Linked DNA regions of Homo sapiens: region 1 is linked to region 2. Evidence: chromatin contacts called from ENCODE Hi-C or POLR2A ChIA-PET data. All regions are on one chromosome and are shown on one strand. The core of a region is the stretch at or near the end of the contact, and the rest is flanking DNA. Distances in the headings are between cores, read along the strand shown. Region 1 holds the start of INAFM1 (InaF motif containing 1). Region 2 holds the start of RAB4B (RAB4B, member RAS oncogene family).

Region 1 (6,579 bases), core at 402-2,901, 6.5 Mb after region 2:
GAGCCTGCTGTGGCAAGGGCTCGAACTGGATGAGAGACGTGGCTAGACGGGGGAGGGGTGCTGGGCCGGGGGGGAGGTGGGAAGACTGCTCCCCTCCGCTGACTCAGCCCCTTCTCTCCTCAGAGGCAGGCCCCGAAGGCCAGGAGACGGCGGAGATCACCGACTTCCAGAGGGTGCGTTTCTGCAAGGTGGTGGCGGCCCCTCCGCTGCCGGGGGCCGCTCGCTGACCGCGCCCGCCGGACCGCGGCCTCCGCGCTCTGCACTAACCTCCCACCGCCTCGCTCCTCTGTCCTCTGCTTCTGCCACACTCCAGCCAGGAGAGGGTTAAATCTAAGGGGGGAGGAGCCAGGGTCTGCGAGCCGGGCGGGGCCAGGGCAGTAGTCGGGTGCAGGCCCCACCAACGGGGGACGTCACGGCACTGGGACGGCTGGGACGCTTCCGCGTTAGTCTCCCATGGAGGCCCTGGGCGGCTCGAGCCAGTCTTCAGGCCGAATCTCCCGCCTCCAGGATTGCATCCGAGGCCTGGCAGCCGGTGACACTTCCGAAGGGCTTGAATTACTCGGGCGCCAGCCCTGTCGTATTAAACGCAGTGCTTCCGCTCACCCTTGAACTGTGTTTCTGGAGGGGGCAGGCTGGGTCGCTGTGCTTGGCGGGCTTTTCTGTGGCGGAAGAGGCGGAAGGAAGGGGTCTTCCTCCACCCTTCTGATCCGTCTTCCCTCCCCCCTCCCGCAGGCCTCCCCGAATTCCTGAAGACGCTGCTGGGAGGGGACTGAAGCTTCCCCGCCTTGATGGGGAGGGGGCGTGAGGAGGGGTTTATCTGGATTTCCAGGCTGTGTTCTTTCTACCCCAGAGCCTAGTCTGGACCCCTTGGCTCTAGGGAGAGGGAAAAGCTGACCGTTGGGGAGGAGCTGGGAGAAGGGGCGCGATTGCGGTGAGGGGCGGAGCTGGAACCTCGGGGCCTGAGGTGCTGAGGATACCTGAAAGCGGGCTGAGAGTGTGCTGGAGGAGGCGGGTCCCGCGGGGGCGGAGCTAGGCTGCCTGGGCGGGGCCGGAATCCTGACAGGCGGAGTTAGAGCGGGGGGCGGGGTCAGCGCGCGCGGGTGGGGCTCTGGCCATGGGCATGGGGCGGGGCCGTCAGCGGGGGCGTGGTCGGGGTGTCGCGCGGGAACCCGCGCGGGAGGAGAGCGGGGATTCCGGAACTAGAGTGTGGGAGCCAGAGGCCGTAGCGGGCAGGGCTCGAGCACTGGAGTAGAGCAGTCCGACAGGTAGAGAAGTGAGACTGGCTGCGGCACAGGGCGGGTTAGGGCTCCAGGCAGGGCTTGAGCGGGACGAGGGGGCGGGCTCCGAGGCGGGCTAGATGCCTGGGCTGGATGAAGTCCGAGTCTGGGAAGAGAACCGTGTTGTGGCGGGAGGAGGCGGTGATTGGGGTGGTGGGGCTAAGCGCGGGGGCGGGGCTGGAGCGAGGGGGGCGGGGTAGCACCTCCGCCTGTCGGTGGTGGGGCGGAGGCTGGAGGGGGTGGGCCTAGGATGCGGAGGCGGCAGCTCGCGTGGGGGCGTGACCATGCTGGCGGGGGCGGGGCCGGAGGCGGGCGGTTTAGAGAGCGGGGCGGTCTGCGGGGTGGGGGCGGGGCCTGGTGGGGGCGGGGCCTGTGCGGTCTGCGGCGCGGAGCCGAGTGGGCTGCGGGGATGCGGGGGACCAGCTGCGTGGGCGGCGGCGCCGAGAGCCCCGGAGGCGCGGGGCTGAGCGAGGGCCCGCGGGGGCGCTGGCTGCGCTTGGCTCCGGTATGCGCCTACTTCCTCTGCGTCTCGCTAGCTGCCGTGCTGCTCGCCGTGTACTACGGTCTCATCTGGGTACCCACGCGGTCTCCCGCGGCACCCGCCGGCCCACAGCCCAGCGCGCCGTCCCCTCCGTGTGCTGCCCGCCCGGGCGTGCCGCCTGTCCCGGCGCCCGCCGCTGCCTCCCTCTCCTGCCTCCTGGGAGTCCCCGGCGGGCCGCGACCCCAGCTCCAGCTGCCGCTGAGCCGCCGCCGCCGCTACAGCGACCCTGACCGCCGTCCGAGCCGCCAGACACCCAGAGAGACGCCAGAGGCCGCGGAGGGGCGAAGACCCGGGTAACTCTCCCTTCCACCCCAACCCGGATCGCCAGCCCTCGAGAGCTCTGTGCTCCACGCCGAGGATGCACCGTCTCTGGATTGGTCCGGCCTTCTTCCTAATGACATCGCTCAGCGTCTCTGGAGCCGTCATCCCGCGGAATGGGGGCCCAGGGGGTGTCAGCTCGGGGCCTTGCCTCTTGCAGCTACTCTGTGGTCAGGCCGGGTCCTCCACCATCAGGAAGATCCCATCCTGAGCTCTGTCTCCTGCCCCTCCTGCTGTGGGATGCTGAGCACAGAGCCCACAGCCCATCTGCCTCTTCACCTCCCTGAATCCGTGTCCATCTGCAATAAACGACAGCCTCGGCTGCCTCGTGCTGTGTCTGTCCTGTTGTCTGCAGAGATGCCTCCCCTCCCAAGTTTGTGTGGGAAAGACCTTCCTGGGGTGTGGCCTTTGTCTGTTTTGTCCCGGGTGGGCTGTTCCCCTTCCTTAAGGAGCTCTTCTTTTCTTGGAGTAGGGAGAAGCAGCTTAGCAGCAGCAGGGCCTTTGAAGGTCAGACAGTGGGAAGGGCTTCCCAGTTTTTTGTGTGCTTGGAGCAAAGGACAAATGTCTCTGGGGAGAAGCAGAGTGTCTGCCCTCGTGTTACAGCACAGGAGACAAGAGGAGGGGTGGGGTGATATAGGACAATAGCTGGGGTTCTGGGAATTGCTGTTGGTGTAATTATCATGTCAGGGACAGAGGCTGAATCACCCAGGGATCTCAGTTGGCTGCCGAGAGGGAACGATGCTGGCCCACTTCCTGGGGTCAGAGAGATGAGAGTGGATGGCGGCGGCGGTGGTGTTGCTTCTCAGCCTGTCTGGAAATCTCAGAGCCAATGACCAAAGCGCTGTGCTGCCTTGGAAGACTGGTGCAGCCTCTGGCCTGGGGCGCTGCTAGGAAACCAAGGCCGGGAAACTGAGGTCTAGCTTCTGGGCAAGGAGTCCGAGGTGGGGAGGCCATGTTCCATCCTGGAAGACTGAGGCCTGGCTCTGGACAGGGCCTGGGATCTGACATGCAGGAAGCTGGTTCCTGTCCAGCCTCCCCGCTTGAGCTGGAGGCCTTCCCAGGAGAGTGAGGCTGAGCATCTTCTCCCACGCTGTGGCTCCTGGAGATCTGTGGAGGTGGTTAGGAAGGTCAGCTGCTCTGCTCACCTCCCCTTTACCCCACCACCACTCCCCAGAGGGTGGTTGTGAAGGGGAATCTAGGAAGCCAGCACTTCTTTGTAGTCAGCATAGGTGATAGTTAGGGGCACTGACTGGGGCGAGACTACTCGGGTTCAAATTCCAGCTCCTCTCATTACAAACTGTGTGACTTTGGGCAGGTCACTTGACCTCTGTGTTTCTTTTTTTTTTTTTTTGAGATGGAGTCTTGCACTGTTGCCCAGGCTGGAGTGCAGTGGCATGATCTTGCTCACTGCAACCTCCGCCTTCTGGTTCAGGTGAGTCTCCTGCCTCAACCTCCTGAGTAGCTGGGATTACAGGTGCCCACCACCACACCCAGCTAATTTTTTTTTTGTATTTTTATTTTTTATTATTTTTATTTTGAGAGAAGTCTCACTCTTGTCCCCCACGCTTGAGTGCAATGGCTCGATCTCTGCTCACTGCAACCTCCACCTCCCAGGTTCAAACAATTCTCCTGTCTCTGCCTCTCAAGTAGCTGGGATTAAGGCCCCTGCCACCACGCCTGGCTAATTTTTGTATTTTTTAGTAGAGACGCGGTTTCACCATGTTGGCCAGGCTGGTCTCGAACTCCTGACCTCGTGATTTGCCCACTTGGGCCTCCCAAAATTCTGGGATTACAGGCATGAGCCACCACACCCGGCCTCTGTTTCTTTTTTTTTTTTTTCTTTTGAGACGGAGTCTTGCTCTGTCGCTCAGGCTGGAGTGCAGTGGTGCAATGTCGGCTCACTGCAAGCTCCGCCTCCTGGGTTCATGCCATTCTCCTGCTTCAGCCTCCTGAGTAGCTGGGATTACAGGCGCCCGCCACCACGCCTGGCTAATTTTTGTATTTTTAGTAGAGACGAGGTTTCATCATGTTGGTCAGGCTGGTCTCAAATTCCTGACCTAAGGTGATTTGCCCACTTTGGCCTCCCAAAGTGCTGGGATTACAGGCGTGAGCCACTGCACCCAGCCTTATAACTTATTTAAAATTTTTAAGCATTTTTTGTTTGTTTGTTTAATAGAAATGGGGTTTCACACTATGTTAGCCAGGCTGGTCTTGAACTCCTGGGCTTAAGTGATTTTCCTACCTTGGCTTCCCAAAGCCCTGGAATTATAGGCATGAGCCACTGTGCCTGGCCCTGCCTCTGTGGTTCTGTAGAATGAAGATGCTAATGGTACTTCTTCATAGACTTGCTCTGAGGAATAAATAAACTGGTGATCTCAAGCCCTGAGAACGATGTCACATGTTCTCTCTCTCCACCACCTCTGTCCCTCAGGGTTTAAAAGCCCCAGCTGGGATCCTCTGGGGATAGCAAGTCAGTCCAAAGCCCTGGCCACCAGCAAATGGTGAGTTTGAGGGAGGGGCCTCTCCATTTCGGTTCCCACTGGCCCCCCTCTCTTTGGTTTTCATCTCTCTTCTCCCAGCCCCATTTTTTCCTACTCTTTCGTTTCCTTGTTGCTGTGTGTCCTGGCTCTTTTCTCTTTCTGTGTTTGTCTCTCTGCGTCTCAGTCTTTCTGTGTCCTGTTTATCTCTCTGGTGTCTCTTGGTATTGTTTCTCTCTCCCACTCTGTATGTCTCTGACTCATTCTGCTCATTCTGTGTCCTCCCTATTGCTCTCTGTCCCCAGCTCGTTCTTTTTTTTTTTTTTTTTTTTTTAGATGGAGTCTTGCTCTATTACCCAGGCTGGAGTGCAGTGGCGGTGGGATTACAGGCGCCCACCACCATGCCCGTATAATTTTTGTATTTTTAATAGAGAGAGGGTTTCACCAGAGTGGCCAGGCTAGTCTTGAACTCCTGACCTCAAGTGAGCTTCCCGCCTCGGCCTCCCAAAGTGCTGGGATTACAGGCGTGAGACACTGTGCCCAGCCCCAGCTGATTCTCTTTCTTCTCTCCTCCACACTTATCTTACCCCAACACTTTCTTCCACCTTGCTCCCCTTCCCCTGCCCCCGCACCCCACAGCTTCCAGGTCCCTAGTCTCAGTGTCCCCTGTCTCCTTCCCTTTATCTCTTCCTTTTCTCCTCCTATTTCTCTTGGTTTCTCTTTTGGTCTCCATTGTTTAATCTTCCTTTTAACAAATATTTTTTGAGGCTGGGCACAGTGGTTCTTGCTTGTAATCTCAGCACTTTGGGAGGCCAAAGCCAGAGGATCACTTGAGGCCAGAAGTTAGAGACCAGTCTGTGTAACACAGCAAGACTTCATCTGGACAAAAAATTAAAAAATTAGCTGGGTGTGGTGGTGCATGCCTGTAGTCCCAACTACTCAGGAGGCTGAGAGGAGAGGATTGCTTGAGTCCAGGAGGTCGAGGCTGCAGTGAGCTATGATTGCACTACTTCACTCCAGCCTGGGAAACAGCAAGATCCTGTCTCTAAAAAACTAAAAAAACAACCCACCCAAAACCCACAATTATTTTTTGAGCATCTGCTGTGTGCCAAAGCTTATTTTAAACACTGGAGACACAGGAGTGAATAAAACAGGCAAAAATTCCTGCTCTCGGCTGGGCGTGATGGCTCATGCCTGTAACCCCAGCACTTTGGGAGGCCAAAGCAGGAGGATCACTTGAGGTCATGAGTTTGCGACCATCCTGAACAACATAGTGAGATCCTGTCTCTACAAAAAATACAAAAATTAGCCGGGCATGGTGGTGCATGCCTTGTAGTCCCAGCTACTCGGGAGGCTGAGGTGAGAGGATTGCTTGGAGGTCAAGGTTGCAGTGAGCTGTGACTGTACCACCGCACTCCAGCCTGGGCAAGAGAGCAAGACCCTGTCTCAAAAAAAAAAAAATTCCTGCTCTCAATGGAACTGAATATTAGTGGGAACACAGACAAGAAATTCAGTTAATAGCCGGGTGCGGTGGCTCATGCCTGTAATCCCAGCACTTTGAGAGACCTAGGAGGGCGGATCACCTGAAGTCAGGAGTTCCAGACCAGCCTGGCCAACATGGTGAAACCCCGTCTCTACTAAAAATACAAAAATTAGTTGGGCGTGGTGGTGGGTGCCTGTAATCACATCTACTTGGGAGGCTGAGGCAGGAGAATTGCTTGAATCCAGGATGGGGAAGTTGCAGTGAGCCAAGGTTGCACCACTACATTCCAGCCTGGGTGACAGAGTGAGACTCTGTCTCAAAGAAAAAAAAAAAAAATTCCTGTTCTTAATGGAACTAAATATTAGCGGGGACAAAGACAAGAAATGTGATTCATAACTTTGAGTGAAAGCAGGGTAAGGGTGATGGGGATGATGGAGGGTGTGGTTACTGGGTAGAAGCCCAAGACTGGTGAGGGTGAGGCTG
Region 2 (6,819 bases), core at 943-3,442:
CTTGCTCTGTCACCCAGGCTGGAGTGCAATGGCACGATCTCGGCTCACTGTAACCTCCACCTCTTGGGTTTAAGCGATTCTCCTGCCTCAGCCTCCCAAGTACCTGGGATTACAGGCATGCACCACCACACCTGGCTAATTTTTGTATTTTTAGTAGAGACAGGGTTTTACCATATTGGCCAGGCTGGTCTTGAACTCCTGACCTCATGATCTGCCCGCCTTGGCCTCCCGGAGTGCTGGGATTACAGGTGTGAGCCACTGCCCCCCAGCCTATTTTCACTTTATTTACCAATTTTAGGACCTGATATGGTCCCACGTTCTGTTCTAGACACCAAGATACAACAACAAATGATCCTTTTTATTCTAATGGAGGGAAATGAACAAAAAGCAAGGCATAAAAAATAGCAGCAGCCGGGCACAGTAGCTCACACCTGTAATCCCAAGTAAGGCCAAGTTGGGAGGATAGCTTGAGCCCAGGAGTTCGAGACCAGCCTGGGCAACATAGCAAGACCCCCATCTCTATAAAAAAAAATTTAAAATTAACTGGGCTTCATGGCATGTGTCTGTGGTCCCGGCTACTCGGGAGGCTGAGGTGGGAGGATTGCTTGATCCCAGAAGTTGAGGCTGCAGTGAGCCGTGATCATGCTACTGCACCTCAACCTGGGCGACACAATGAGACCCTGTTTCCAAAATAATAATAATAATAAAAGCAAATATGCGCTGCTGTGAGAATTAACAGAGACTTACTTGGGTGTTCAGAAAGGGCCTCTGAACAGGTGGCATTTAAGCTGAGATTCATATGACAAGGATGGAGCAGTTATGTGGAGATCAGGGAGAAGGGAGAATGCAAAGGCCTTCAGCAGGCACAAGCTTGCCATCTTCCCAGACCCTAGCTTTTAACTCCTCTTCCCCAGGTTCAGGGAGATTACTATGGAGATCTGGCTGCTCGCCTGGGCTATTTCCCCAGTAGCATTGTCCGAGAGGACCAGACCCTGAAACCTGGCAAAGTCGATGTGAAGACAGACGTGAGTGTCATGGGGGCTGGCAAGAAATGTGGGGGGAGGACCCTTAGGTTGTGGGGATGGGCAAAAATGCTCCCACACTTGGCTCCCTGGCAGCCTAGGTATGTGCGCTGGGAGAAATTCTTTCCCTGCCTCAATTTTCTCACCAGTAAAATGGGTCCAGTTGGGAGGTGCAAAGATTAGAGGGCTCTAGGCTAATTTGCATAGCACTTGTGTGGCCAGACCTGGGCCCTGCAGCTGCAGCCTTTGCTAAAACCACTAGATCCTTTGTGGTGTGACCGCTGGTTTTCTTTCCACTGTTTCCCCTTTCTCTTTTTCAGAAATGGGATTTCTACTGCCAGTGAGCTCAGCCTACCGCTGGCCCTGCCGTTTCCCCTCCTTGGCTTTATGCAAATACAATCAGCCCAGTGCAAACGGCTCGTCTCCGTGGTCTTTGGGGTGGGGTAGGGTAGGGTGGGGACTGTACAAATGAAATGTTTCTCTAGGTTGCTGAATCTAACCAATTAACCCGCTGCCTGTGGTAACGTCAGTGGTTGCTAGGCAGAGTTTCACTGATGAAAGCCCTGTGCAGTAGGAGCGCTCCTAAGCTTAGGTTTCGGACACAAGCAAAGGAAAACCTAAGCAGCCCAACTAGGGGATTGTAGTGTCCTCTCTAGACCAGTGGGAGGGAGCCAATCGGACTACGCGGAGGATATAAATCGCACAGTAAAGGTTTTCTTGGAAGATTATCTGGAAAGGGAGGTGGGAAGTAACCTGCGCCTATCTGCCCAGTTTTCCTCCTTTTCGCCTTTGAGAACAGTAATCGCTCCCGCCAGCTCAAGATCAGCTCCTCTTCCAGCCTCTTTCTGTCAATCCTGCCCGTGCCCCCTTCTTTGCATTTGTATCCCCTCCCCCAAGTCCGCTCCGATCCAATCCGGAGACTCGACTCTGCCCCCCGTACTCCAGACTAAATCCGTTCCTCGGCTCAGCTAAGCAGCTCTGCACGTCCCTTCCCACTTGCTCAGCCAATCGCTGGGCTCGGCCCCGCCCCTTTGGGCTTGGTCCTTCTCACGCCACCAATCCGCGCCTCTTGTCCCGCCCCCTGCCCGCGAGTCCGCCAATCCCGCCCTTCGGAAAGCGTCGCCTGGTATCCAGCTGCCGGAGCGGGTCGCGCCGGAGGGGGGCGGAGGCGGAAGTGGCGGTGCCGGGCCCGGGGAGTAGGAAGGAGCCGGGGCTGTAGCCGGAGTGGAGCGGCTGCCAGCCGAGGAGCAGGCGCGGCCGCGGCGCCATATTGCGGCCCTCAGCGGCCGCGACCGAGTCATGGCTGAGACCTACGGTGAGGGTGGTGGACGAAGCTGGGGTCCTGGGTCTGGGCCCAGGGAGGATGCGGCCTGTGGGAATGGGCGGGGCTTTGTAGATCAGGGGGCGGGGTCTGGTGTGATGGAGGCAGGACCTAAGTGGATGCTGGGAGGGGTTTAGTGGGTCTGAGGCTGAGCTTAATCGATTTAGGTGGAGCCTGAGGGTCTGGTGCGTGGGTTAAATAGATCTGGGGCGGGATTTGAGGGAGCTGGTCCTGAGGGGTTCAGGGAGGCCCTGAGGGAAGAGGTGGGCCTTAATGGATCTGGGCGGAGCCTGAGTGAAGGGGCGGGGCTGACTGCATGAATGGCAGGAGTCGGGCTTATGGGCTAGAGGGAACACTGAATGGAAGCTCGGGACCCTGGGGCTGATCTGGCTGGAGAGAGCTCTGGAATGGGTTTGGGGATGGGCTGTCCTTGAGTTAGGGGCAGGACTTAGTGGCAAAGGGTGGGACTTATGCATGAGAATGGAGCCGGGTTCTGGGCAGAGGGAGGGAAGGAGAGGTCGGGAAGTGGAAAATCAGTAGGGATGCACCATAGGAGGTGGTGATTGGAGGCAGGGGAAGTGCAGGTTTAGGAGTCAGAGGGAGCCGCATTCACTCAACAAATATAGAAGAGAAGGGAGAAGAGTGCAAAGACCCTGAGGTGAGAACCAGCTTGTCATTTTCAGGGAATAGACTGAAGGTCAGGAGCTATAGTGGAGTGAATGAGTCAGAGGGTGGTAGGAGGTGAAGAGGAACAAGGGCTATATCGTAGTCCTTGTTTAAATAGCTTTCAAGAGACTTTAGCGACAAAATAGCTAAGATCTGGGACTCTGGAGCCCTTGGCCTAGGTTTGAATCTCACTTCTGCCCAGCTGTGTCACTTTGGGCAAGTCAGTTAACCTTTCTGGCCTGTTACCTCATCCGGAAAATGGGAATAATTTTTAGTCTACCTCCCTCATAGAGTTTTCCTGAGGATGATGTGAGCTGTTGATGTGAGTAAAGACCTTTAGAACTGTTCCTGGCCCACAACAACACACAATTGACCCATGTAACAAACCTGCACATGTGGGCTGGGCGCGGTGGCTCATGCCTGTAATCCCAGCACTTTGGGAGGCTGAGGCAGGCGGATCACCTGAGGTCGGGAGTTTGAGACCAGCCTGACCAACATGGAGAAACCCCGTCTCTACTAAAAATACAGAATTAGCTGAGTGTGGTGGCGCATGCCTGTAATCCCAGCTACTCGGGAGGCTGAGGCAGGAGAATTGCTTGAACCTGGGAGGTGGAGGTTGCGGTGAGCCGAGATCGCGCCATTGCACTCCAGCCTGGGCAACGAAAAGTGAAACTCTGTCTCAAAAAAACAAAAACAACGACAAAAAAACCCCTGCACATGTACTCCCTGAATCTAAAATAAAAGTTGAAAAAAAATATATAGAATGTGCCTGGCACATGGCAAGTACTACATAAGAGTTATCTGTTACTGTTACCTATTGGTTTGTTTCTGCCTATGTCTGTTTCTCTCCCTCTAACTGTGATGGTTAGAGAGAGAGATTGGATTGGAATCCATCTTTTTTCCCTGTATCTTTCTCTCCCTGTGGGTATCCCTGATTTTGGCTCCATCTGGTCAGACTTCCTCTTCAAATTCCTGGTGATTGGCAGTGCAGGAACTGGCAAATCATGTCTCCTTCATCAGTTCATTGAGAATAAGTGTGAGTTTCCCGCAGTGGTCCTGGGAACCCTGAGCTGTGTTTATGCGCATGGTGTGGGCTGGTGGGCAGCCGGTGGGGAGGGCAGGGCTGGCCATAGGTACAAGTCCAGTGCTGGCTTTTTGGTCCTTGCTTTGTCGTATGTCCTTTACTAGGTTCTCCTTGACCTCAAGTCACTCCAGCAAGGAGAATGGGTTTGTAGAGACTGAGAGGGCCTTGGAGGATGGGGGATCCTCTGAGCTGTCTCCTCTCTCCCTGTACTGCCCCTTCTGTTCCTCCTACTCCCAGTCAAACAGGACTCCAACCACACAATCGGCGTGGAGTTTGGATCCCGGGTGGTCAACGTGGGTGGGAAGACTGTGAAGCTACAGATTTGGGACACGGCTGGCCAGGAGCGGTTTCGGTAGGTGGGCTGGGCTCCCAAGGGTGATGGGGAGAGAGAGTGAGAAGGAAAGAGAGAGATGTGTGTGTAGAGTCACTTGGAGACACTGAGAGGGCAGACAAGGCAGACAGAGAGAGATGAGACACCGTAGTTAGCAGGTATATATATCCAAGGAGAGAGGGAGTACTGGAGAGATAAAGAGATGGTGGAAGAAAAAGAGGTAGGGGCCAGGCGCAATGGCTCATGCCGGTAATCCCCGTGCTTTGGGAGGCCATGGTGGGAAGATTGCCTGAGCCCAGGAGTTTGAGACCAGCCTGGGCAACATAGTGAGACCCCATCTCAAAGAAAGAAAAAGAGATAGAGAAAAGTGGCTTGGGGGTGGGGAAAGGGATGGAGACTGAGAGACACCGAAACAGAAAGAGAAGGGGAAACTTGAGAGACTCACACTCAGAAAGGAAAAGAGCAAGAGAGACAGAGACTAAGAGAGTTGAAGAGAATGATAAGGGAGGTAAGGAGGCCTGGCACGGTGGCTTACACCTATAATCCCAGCACTGTGGGAGGCTGAGGCAGGTGGATCACTTGAAGTCAGGAGTTCAAGACCAGCCTGCCAATATGGTGAAACCGTGTCTCTACTAAAAAAAAAAAAAAAAAAAAAAAATCAAAAAATGTAGCCAGGCTGTGGTGGTGGATGCTAGCTACTTGGGAGGCTGAGGCAGGAGAATTGCTTGAACCTGGGAGGCAGAAGTTGTAGTGAGTCAAGATCGCACCACTGCACCCCAGCCGGGGTGACAGAGCGAGACTCTGTCTCTGAATAAATAAATAAATAAATAAATGAATAAATAAATAAATAAATAAATAAATAAATAAGGGAGGTGAGGAGACACAGAGAAACAGAGGTCAGAGGCAGAGAGGGAGACAGGGTGAGTCAGACAGGTGTAGTTGGACGTTGAATGAATGAATGCACGAATTTACGGGAAGGCAAGGGTGAGCATGAGAGCCACAGAGATGGAACAGAAAGAGAGACAGTGAGAAATAGGGAACTGAAGACACACACGCCAAGGCAGGAGAACCGCTTGAGTCCAGGAGTTTGAGACCAGCCTGGGCAACATTGTGAAATCCCATCTTTCCAAAAGAGAGATGGAGAAATGGACGTGTTGTGGGAGAGAGAGAGAGAGAAATGCGTAGGGCTCAACACACTGTAGGTCTTCAGGAAATGCCTGCAGAGCAGAAAAGTTGATAGACACATAGAAACCTTAGGAGAGGCCGGGCGTGGTGGCTCATGCCTGTAATTCCAGCATTTTGGGAGGCCGAGGCGGGCGGATCACGAGGTCAGGAGATCGAGACCATCCTGGCTAACATGGTGAAACCCCGTCTCTACTAAAAATACAAAAAATTAGCTGGGTGTGGTGGCAGACGCTGGAAGTCCCAGCTACTTGGGAGGCTGAGGCAGGAGAATGGCATGAACCCAGAAGGCGGAGCTTGCAGTGAGCCCAGATCGCGCCACTGCACTCCAGCCTGGGCGACAGAGCTAGGCTCCGTTTCAAAAAAAAAAAAAAAAAAACCTTAGGAGAGTCGGAGAAACAGAGAGCAGGGAGAGAAATAGAGGGAATTCAGTCCACGGAAAAGTGTGATCTATGGCAGCATCTAGTAGCTGCTGAGTTAATTCTTGCGTATGGATTAACTGCCTGAGGTGCACAGAGCCCAAAGGCAGAGAGAGGGGCTGAAGGATAGACAGGTGTGTAGCATGGGCTAGGTTTACGGTGAGTGCTTAGTAAATGCTGTGGAATGATTGCATGAGTTCCAGAAGGACCCAGACTGGTGAGACAGAGAATGCAGAATTGGCTACACTGGGAAGGAGACTCCACCTGACACAGCAGGAGAAGGATAAGCAGATGTTGTATAGTGCTTGGGCAGGGCCAGGCAAAGGGGAGATTTGCTCAGAAAATGTTGAATGAATGAATGCACAAATGCATGGGAAGGCAAAGGTAAGCATGAGAGAGCCACAGAGATGAAACAAACAAACAAAAAAGACAGAAATAGGGAATTAAATAGGGCCAGGCACGGTGGCTCACGCCTGTAATCCCAGCACTTTGGGAGGCCTAGGCGGGCAGATCACTTGAGGTCAGGAGTTCAATACCACACTGGCCAACATGGCGAAACCCCATCTCTACTAAAAATACAAAAATTAGCCGGGCGTGGTGGTGCATGCCTGTAATCCCAGCTACTTGGGAGGCTGAGGCAGGAGAATCACTTGCATCCGGGGGGCAAAGGTTGCAGTGAGCCAAGATCACGCCACTGCACTTCAGCCTGGGCGACAGAGCAAAACTCCATCTCAATCAGTCAATCAATCAATCAATCAATCAATAAAAGACATGTAGGGCCGGGCACAGTGGCT

The links. A loop is a pair of places that touch in the nucleus more often than their neighbours do. ChIA-PET counts read pairs that join two places held with the same protein, here RNA polymerase II (POLR2A). Pooled maps may share reads with other maps.
Region 1: a pooled map shows a loop between it and region 2 (11-fold over the local background). The contact joins the promoter of INAFM1 here to the promoter of RAB4B in region 2. A Hi-C loop is called at or near these places in 3 of 50 pooled maps. POLR2A ChIA-PET finds 5 or more read pairs at or near these places in 2 of 52 experiments (A673 and activated B cell).

What each region holds. Positions count from the first base shown.
Region 1 is chr19:47,273,234-47,279,812 of GRCh38, forward strand. It overlaps INAFM1 (InaF motif containing 1), which reads left to right and starts at 1,652. Exons shown (of 1, transcript NM_178511.6): 1 at 1,652-2,490. The coding sequence starts at 1,687. The coding sequence ends at 2,115. It also overlaps a transcript of CCDC9 not described here. RefSeq lists silencers at 34-343, 954-1,213, 1,574-2,023 and a cis regulatory region at 5,163-5,300.
Region 2 is chr19:40,776,055-40,782,873 of GRCh38, forward strand. RAB4B (RAB4B, member RAS oncogene family) reads left to right here and starts at 2,193. Exons shown (of 8, transcript NM_016154.5): 1 at 2,193-2,337; 2 at 3,965-4,045; 3 at 4,331-4,445. The coding sequence starts at 2,322. MIA (MIA SH3 domain containing) reads left to right here. Exons shown (of 4, transcript NM_006533.4): 3 at 915-1,025; 4 at 1,343-1,436. The coding sequence ends at 1,366. MIA-RAB4B (MIA-RAB4B readthrough (NMD candidate)) reads left to right here. Exons shown (of 10, transcript NR_037775.1): 3 at 915-1,025; 4 at 3,965-4,045; 5 at 4,331-4,445. It overlaps RAB4B-EGLN2 (RAB4B-EGLN2 readthrough (NMD candidate)), which reads left to right and starts at 2,165. Exons shown (of 12, transcript NR_037791.1): 1 at 2,165-2,337; 2 at 3,965-4,045; 3 at 4,331-4,445. RefSeq lists silencers at 1,327-1,456, 2,007-2,246 and enhancers at 2,307-2,376, 3,264-3,795.